Regions from separate parts of the Homo sapiens genome. Here region 1 is linked to region 2. The links are chromatin contacts, found by Hi-C or POLR2A ChIA-PET in ENCODE. All regions are on one chromosome and are shown on one strand. Each heading gives the region's core, a stretch centred on a gene start or an enhancer-like site at or near the end of the contact. The rest is flanking DNA. Distances are from core to core; before and after follow the strand shown. Region 1 holds the start of CABYR (calcium binding tyrosine phosphorylation regulated). Region 2 overlaps OSBPL1A (oxysterol binding protein like 1A).

Region 1 (4,271 bases), core at 356-2,855, 38 kb before region 2:
GATGAGGTACTTAGGATTTTCAGTAGCTCAGTTCATTATGTCTCTGACACCTAAATGTGTTATAAACCAAGCTATCAGAAATCATGACAGCCTCATCTCACTTTTATTTACATTACCAAAGTGGTGCTGGAGGCAAGTGATGAAGGATGAAAAATATCTGCAGACCCACCAACATACTCAGTCTAAAAGCATTTCTCCCTTTTTTTTGTTTTGTTTTGTGAGACGGAGTCTCGCTAATTCTCCCTTTTTAAGTATGTAAACTTCCCGAGAAGAGGGAGCTTTCCTGGCACTCAGTAAAATAATTATTAAGTGGATTAATGAATGGCACCAGATAATGCTGACTGAGGCCTTAACATTGCTTTTATTGCAAAGTGCTCTGGAAGCCCTAATTTTTTCTGAATTAAAAAATAGGGTTTTGTTTTATTTTGGTTTGGTTTTTGTTTTGTTTTGTTTTGTTTTTGGTCAGATATCTGCCCTGGCGATGCTCTTTGGTTTAAAGTAGTTGCTTTTTAAACATTTGAAGATGGATCAAAATTAAGGCTGCTTGTACTCTGATAATCATGATTATGGTGTTATTTAGAGCCCAGCCCAAATACCTGAGCCTAAATGAGTGAAAGAGCAGAGAGTGGGCGTTTTTTTGTTTTTTTTGTTTTGTTTTTTGTTTTTTTGAGACGGAGTCTCGCTCAGTAGCCCAGGCTGGAGTGCAGTGGTGTGATCTGGGCTCACTGCAACCTCCGCCTCCCAGGTTCAAGCAATTCTCTGCCTCAACCTCCAGAGTAGCTGGGATTACAGGCACCCACCACCACGACCGGCTAATATTTTGTATTTTTAGTAGAGACAGGGTTTCACCATCTTGGCCAGGCTGGTCTTGAACTCCTGACCTCGTGATCCACCCGCCTCGGCCTCCGAAAGTGCTGGGATTACAGGCGTGAGCCACCGTGCCCGGCAGAGTGGGCGTTTTTAAATGAAGCAGTATTCCTTTAGTTTGGTAAAATTGAGCTGAAGTTACACACAGTAACACCTTGACTTGTTGCTGACGGTGTGCTTTGTGGGGATAGTTGGTGTCTGATCTCAACTGTGGAGAAACAGGAAGTTTCTGGATTCATGCTGAACTCCCATTCCACAGGCGAGTTTCACAAAAGAAAAAGTGCTCTGTTGCATACAATTATTCACTGTGTGTCTACAACGTGGCAGAAATTATTATTCCTAAAGGTGACCGAAGAGAGCTATAGTTTATGGGGCCAGGAGCAATGTGTGGAATGGCGAGGCAGTGACAAGACAGCACTGCCATAAATCTCTTACTTTCTTTCCAAACGAGCTCTAATTTTAAGCTCAACGACCAAAGACGGAGAGGCAGTCGCTTTGAGCTACTCCTGGCTATTTGTTGGGAAATCACCTAAATCCGTTCAGATTTAGCCAGAAAAGGGGAAATAAGTCTCCCTCGCCGGCCAAATCATGGCCTTTGTCGCTTTCGGCTCCCCATTGGCTGCGGCCGCTGTGGCCCCGCCTCCTTGAGTGGTGCGGAGCTTTGTGATGCGGAGCTTCGTGATGCACGCCCCGATGCCTGCGGGGCTATAAAAACGCTCGCAAGCGCCAAGTCTCCTCAGGAGCCGCCGGCAAGGGGGCAACGAGGAAGCTCTTAAGAGCGCGGCCGGAAAGCAGGTGGGGAGAATCTGGAGAAAAGGCGCACCCTGCGGCCTCGGAGACCATTATGTCTCAGGGAGTCTCTCGCAGTGGGAGAGGTCGTCGGGGCAGGCGGAGGGTCCTCAGAGTCGGGGGTGGGGGGCCTGTGGGGCGGCCCCGGCCCACACCGGGGAGTGCGGCGACCAGACGGCCAGCTGCCGAATCTGAGGCCTCGGTGGGTCCGTCGCCCGCCTCTCTTGGACAAGTCCAGGCGATGTGAGCACGCCCAGCCTCCTACATTTCACTCCCGTCTCTCCCAAACAGACCTAGCGCAAAACGAGCACTGACACAGCGGGGGCCCACATCCCGGAGGTTCTTTAGGGAGAGGTCGGGGAGTGCGGTTACCTATGGCTCCGAAGTCCCCGCTGGCATCCTGAAAGGCATCGTATTTCTCGCTTAAGGCGTTACCCTTGTGGTAGTGGGCGCATGGACGTTTACAGTTGGGCGGGGCAGGATTTAAATTCCGCCAGTGGTGGACCAGTATTGGTGATAGGAGAGATCTGGGAAGAATTATTAAGCTGTCGCTTTTAAATAACCCTAATAGTGTTTGTGACAATTTTACCCGTTGACTTTTCTCAGCTTGCTTAGGACAGTTCTTTGTGGGGAACTGAACTGTAGGACGTTTAGCGTCCCTGGCCCCACACGTTCCCAAAGTCGGGGTGAGAACTAGTGGGACGGGGGATCATGGAGTGCATGGCCGCTGTCCCCACCTTTGGTAGCACCAACTGCTAACTGCCTCCTGAAAGGTTGTTGGCGCCATCATGGTTTCTGGGAGCCACTTTCTTTTTTATTCTTTTTTTTTTTTTTTGAGACGGACTCTAGCTGTGTCACCCAGGCTGGAGTGCAGTGGCGCGATCTCGGCTGTCAGCTCCGCCTCCCGGATTCACGCCATTCTCCTGCCTCAGCCTCCCGAGTAGCTGGGACTACAGGCACCCGCCACCACGCCCGGCTGATTTTTTGTTTTAGTAGAGACGGGGTTTCACCGTGTTAGCCAGGATGGTCTCCATCTCCTGACCTCGCCTCGTGATCCGCCCGACTCGGCCTCCCAAAGTGCTGGGATTACAGGCGTGAGCCACCGCGCCCGGCCTCTGGGAGCCACTTTCAAAACGGTCTATCTACTCACTTTGGGTACTTAAAGAAAATTAGACATATGATATATATGAGTATGTATCAAATATATATATGTATCAAATAGTATGTATGTATCAAACATGTCATGCTGCCTATGCCCCTTAGCATTTAGCATGTGGGACTGCGGAATCCCCACTTCTGATTTTTTAAAAAATTCTTTTTTTGTGAGTACACAGTAGGTGTATATATTTATGGGGCACATGAGATGTTTTGATTCAGACATACAATGTTAATCACATTGGGAATGGGGCATCTATCCCCTCAAACATTTATCCTTTGTGTTACAAACAATCCAGTTATACTCTTTCTGTTATTTTAAAATGTACAATTATTGACTATAGACACCCTGTTGTGCTTTCAAGTAGTAGGTTTTATTCATTTTTTATACCCATTAACCAGCCCCACTTTCCCCCTCCCCCACCCAGGCCCCATTACCTTTCCCAGCTTCTGGTAACCATCCTTCTCTATGTCCGTGGGTTCAATTGTTTCAATTTTTAGCTCTCACAAATAAGAGACCATGCAATGTTTTCCTTTCTGTGCCTCACTTACTTCATTTAACATAATAATCTCCAGTTCCATCCACTTTGTTGCAAATGACAGGATCTCATTCTTTTTTAATGGCTGAATAGTACTCCATTGTATGTATGTACCACATTTTCTTTATCCATTCATCTGTTGATAGACGCTTAGGTTGCTTCCAAATCTTAGCTATTGTCAACAGTGCTGGAACAAACATGGGAGTGCAGATATCTCTTCTGTATACTGATTTCCATTTGGGTATATACCCAGCAGTGGGATTGCTGGATCACTTCTGGTTTTTTAAAGATGGTTTAATTCAGTAAATCTGTTGAATGATATCGTAAAAGGAAGTTTTCATTAAGGGATTCAATTATACTTAATTATATACTGAAAGGATTTGCTTTGGCCAGTACAGATTCATTTTGTCCTGACCTTTGGGAAGATGAGATGTGTTTTTAAGTATTGAACATTTTGCTATGAGATATTCGTTACTTTATAATAGAAGCTGTGCCCTTCTATAATTGTTGTAACTGAACTATGCCACTTAACCCCGTGAAACTCATTATTTACTGTAGGGATGTTGTTGAGGACATGGTTCATTATATCACACTATTTGCTTTATAAGGACTTGGGGGAGAAATTTCTCCTGGGTTTCAGTATCCAGAATAGCTGTGGTTCTCCCATACAACTGATGTGTTTTTCACCTCAAGAAACCTGAATCATTTAACCACCTATCTCCTATTTTGTGATGGCTGCTTGGTAGCTTAGGGGCCGATTTGATGCCCATCTTTATCAAAGTGAAGGAGCTATGGCATGCATTGGAGTGCTAACTTTACCTGTAGCTTCACCTTGTTTTTCCTATCTTAGTTTTCCTAGGGATTTTCTTAAATATTTAATTTTGTTCTTTAGAAGCCTTAGGTGATTTTTTAGGAGTCAGA
Region 2 (4,385 bases), core at 16-2,515:
TCATATCCATAAGAGTTCTTTGCCTAATCCAAAGTTGTAAGAGTTTCTCCTATGTTTTCTTCCAAAACCCTTAGTTTTACATTTTACGTAAATGATCTATTTTGAGCTGATTTTTGTAAAAGGCGTGAGGTCTAGTTTGAGGTTCATTTTTTAACATATAGATGTCCAACTGTCTCCATAGCACAGATGGTTGTCTGTGGAAAGGACTATTCTTCTTAGCTGTATTGCCTTTGCAGCTTTGTCAAAAATCAACTGACCACATTTCTGCGGGTCAATTTCTGGATTCCCTTCCCCGTCGCATTAATCTATACTTTGTCTATAGTTTGGCCACCACCACACTGTCTTGATTACAACAGCTTTAGCATTAAGCCTTAAAATTGGGTAGTGGGAGTCCATCAATTCTGTTCTTCCTTTTCAAAATTATTTTGGCTGTTCTGTCATTTGCCTTTCCATACAAACTTAGAATTCGTAAGTTAGAATCAACTTCTCTGTATCTATTAAAAATCATCTTGGGATTTTGATTTGGACTGTGCTCATACAGACTGCTTATAGATCAGTGAGGGGTGAACTGACATCTTAACTATAATTGAGGCTTCCAAATATATCGAGACAGTGTGTCTCTGCATTACTGAGGTAATTCTTGATTACTTTCAACAGTATCTTGTAGTTTTCAACATACACATCCTTTACATATTTTGACATTTGCATTCTGCCATTGAGCCTATCCCAGTTATTATATTCTATTACTATATTTTTAGTACTAAAATTTCCAAAAATACTTCTATTTTTTTTTTTTGGCTAAAATGTCTTTTTCTATTTTAGTTTGTTGAGATTTTCCTGTTGCTTGGTATGCTGAATGATTTTGGATTGTATTCTGCACACCTGAATATTGTAAGACTCTGTCCTCTTAACCTCTTCTGGAGAATACTGATAAAAATTTTTTTTAGTAGGCAATTAACAGAGTTTCAGGCCAGAAGTCCTGACTCTCCTCCTGTGAGCTTTCATTCCAGTGTCAGTTTAATTTTCAAAGCCTCTGTAGTGCTGCTCAGATCCACCCCTCAATAGCCATCCAGGGACCTGGCTCTCAGGCCACACAGCATTTCAGATCCTGAGGCCCTTGTGTACCCTTCTGGGTCATTTCAATGCATGTGTGTAGGGATGAGCGTAGGAACTCATAATGCAGCTTCAGGGGACCCCTTTCTTGAGCTCCCTCCTCTTTGTGGTTTCCCCAACACTCTTAGACACCAGGGGGCGCTTTCTCTCCCCTCCGGCTGGCAAGCTGGGGTTTGAGCCTCTCTGCTCTGTCTTGTATCTCCCACAACTAGGTCTTCTTCTGGGGCAAAGGGGTAAAAGAAAAGAAAGAAAAACAAGTAACAGGAATTCTCTCACACTCTTTGAACCCCAGGGGTTCCTTTACTCAGTTTCTCTGGCCAAAGAGAAGGACTCTGAGGTACGTGTGTGATTGCCACAGCCACCATCGCAGCAGGAGTGTAGCTACAGACCCTAGTGCTTGCTTTGGGGCAAGGCTGTGAGACAAAATTAAAACAGGATTTCCCCTATTCTCTACTTCCTGCAAGGGTATCTTTCTAGGTCCTTTAATTAGAAAGAAAGAATTACTCTCAGAACTTTTTCGGTCGGCCTCTAATCCCCAGTTCTGCAATTTGCTGCTCTGATTCTGAGCCAGATTTGGGAGAAATATATAAAACCAGTAAACTCACTGCCATATTGGTGTTCAGGTTTTGATTTCTCTCCCCAGTCTGCCTGCTACTATCTACTTTTCAGAGTCTTTGGGTTGTTGCTTTGTCTTCTGTCCGGGGTATCTAGTTGTAATCAGTGTTAAAGAGATAGGGTATCGTATGCTTATTCTCTCCTAACTGGAATTAATTGTGGATTTAAAGCTAATCTTACAAAAGAAGAGAACTCCCAATTTATCTAACGCCTAACATGTGCCACACAATTGTCATTTCATTATTTCTCAGAGTGAATTCATTTTGAAAGATCTGTAAACAAAACATTGGCACAAGGATATAAAAAAGCATGTTTCATAAGAACTGTCATGAAGCAATTAACTCCATCGATCTTAAAATAGATCCAAACACCAGAGTCAAAAATCAAGTTAAACTATTTACACATACCCAGATTAATTAGCAATGGCTACTGCCATGTTTCTCAAATTCTTTTACATAGACGTAGACAGTTTGCACTGTATGAAAGCTGTTTCTTTTTCTCCAGCTTTTGAACAGTAAGGTCAGCTGAGTGTGCATGTCTACACTTACAGGCAGGTCTACATGAAAAGAGTGTAATGGCTTGATCAGAACTCACTCAAGGAGCTCCAAGGTGATGGTTCCTTTGGGTTCTGCTTCTACACTCTTCCCCCAGAATTTCAGTTTGGGATAGATAGAGCCATGAAAGATGAAGTCATTGTTTAATCCTTCAGCATGAAATGCACTGATTGGTGGGTGATGGCTGACCTGTTCGGAGATGAGTCTAAATCCAAGGTCATCTCTTAAGATTTAAAAAAAAAAAAAAAGAAAAAAAAAAGCAACATTATAATTAACTCTATCATTAAACATGTACATAATTGCCCTTTCAAAGTAAACAATTCTTTTGTTGTTGTTGTTGAGACAAAATCTTGCTCTGTCGCTCAGGCTGGAGCAGTGGCGTGATCTTGGCTCACTGCAACCCCTGCCTCCCAGGTTCAAGCACTTCTCCTCCCTCAGCCTCTCGACTAATTGGGATTACAGGCATGCACCACCACACCTGGCTAATTTTTGTATTTTTAGTAGAGACGGGGGTTTCATCATGTTGGCCAGGTTGGTTTCGAACTCCTGACCTCGTGATCAACCCACCTCAGCCTCCCAAAGTGCTGGGATTACAGGCATGAGCCACCATGCCCGGCCAACAATTCTTTATTCTCATTGCAATGAAACAACTTCATATATGAGAAATTATACAAATGCAACCCAAACCACCAAATCCAATGTTGTAATGCTAGCTACTTGAACAAATTAAAACAAAGAACACCCAGATGAATTTGAATGATTTGCATGAAAAAATATTAGTCATGTAAATTTAAAACACATCATTCCTTTTACATTAGAGAAATCTAGTGTGTCCACTTTCAAACATCTAGGGAATAAATGAGATCAAAACTTGTGCAGAGAAGAGGAGGAACGCATAGAAAAACTAAAGCCAAATAAAGTCCCTTAATCATATATAAACAAGACACAGGCTAGCTCAAGCAAACAGAACTGCACTTACAGATGCAGTCATTGGCTTCATGCAAACAATATATACTTATGCTAATATATTTTATTTATATTTTTTAATAAAGAGATATTTTTATAAGAGGGCCTCACTGTTGCCCAGGCTGGAGCGCAGTGGCTAATGATGGGTGCAAGCCCACCACTGACCAGCACAGGAGTTTTGACCTGCGTCCATTTCTGACCTCCCTCTCCTGGGAGGTCACCATATTCATGCCAAACTTAGTGCAGACACCTGGCCAGCATAGTGCACTACAGCCCAGAGCTCCTGGGCTCAAGAGATCCTGCTGCCTCAGCCTCTCAAGTAGCTGGGACTATAGGCCTGTGCCACCACAACCCAGCTAATAAACTTTAAATGATTATTTTTAGGAGATATACCTGAGGTTAAATGACGAGTTAATGGGTGCAGCACACCAACATGGCACATGTATAGATATGTAACTAACCTGCACATTGTGCACATGTACCCTAAAACTTAAAGTAAAAAAAAAAAACAAAACAAAACTCGATCATGTCTCATGATCTACATAAGGAAAAAAGGAGGGTGATTAATCCCATGTGATCAGGAATACAAAAATCTTTGCAATTATTTCTTATAATGGTACCTTTTATATATGTTTCAGTATTTTTGACAGTCTCTAAAATAATAGCTATCCTAGAAACAAACATCAAAATTGTTAACTTGCTCCAGTCCTATATAATTGTTATTCGTGATGACCAATATGTATGTATTTCTCCTCTTCATCTGCAACGCTGTATAAAGCATGCAAGTGAAAGGCCTCACCGCACTAATTCATAAGTCTCTCCCAGCAGTGGGTTGAAAGGTTTTCCAGTCCGTTCCCACTGAGAAGCAACAGCAGATACAGCAAACGCAGCTACACACTGTGGGACAGAGCATGAGAACAAGTCAAAAATAGCCGAGCTCGCTCCGCATTCTTTTAGGAACTGAAATTTTGCTGAAGACAGTAATTTACAGAATTATTTTGAGGAGTTTCATTACTTTGGAGTTTTAATATGGCTCTAGCAGTGGGACATGGAAACTTGGATATTCAGAATGAAAATTACTTTCAGTTGCTTCCTACAGTGTTATTCCCAACCATGGTTTTCATCACACTCTAACAG

What was found. A loop is a pair of places that touch in the nucleus more often than their neighbours do. ChIA-PET counts read pairs that join two places held with the same protein, here RNA polymerase II (POLR2A). Pooled maps may share reads with other maps.
Region 1: a loop to region 2 is called in a map with no recorded cell type, with 4 times the contacts of the local background. The contact joins the promoter of CABYR here to the enhancer-like site in region 2. A Hi-C loop is called at or near these places in 1 of 37 single-sample maps with no recorded cell type and 3 of 50 pooled maps. POLR2A ChIA-PET finds 5 or more read pairs at or near these places in 16 of 52 experiments (A549, A673, AG04449 and 11 more).

The regions. Positions count from the first base shown.
Region 1 is chr18:24,137,457-24,141,727 of GRCh38, forward strand. CABYR (calcium binding tyrosine phosphorylation regulated) reads left to right here and starts at 1,606. Exons shown (of 6, transcript NM_153769.3): 1 at 1,606-1,662. RefSeq lists an enhancer at 1,191-1,250.
Region 2 is chr18:24,175,691-24,180,075 of GRCh38, forward strand. OSBPL1A (oxysterol binding protein like 1A) reads right to left here. Exons shown (of 28, transcript NM_080597.4): 20 at 4,048-4,145; 21 at 2,323-2,505. Among named protein-coding and RNA genes, the nearest start is that of CABYR, 39 kb to the left of the region's middle. Within about 2 kb of position 1,266, at least 5 of the 41 ENCODE cell types and tissues checked have a DNase peak (open chromatin) inside an H3K27ac peak, as active enhancers do.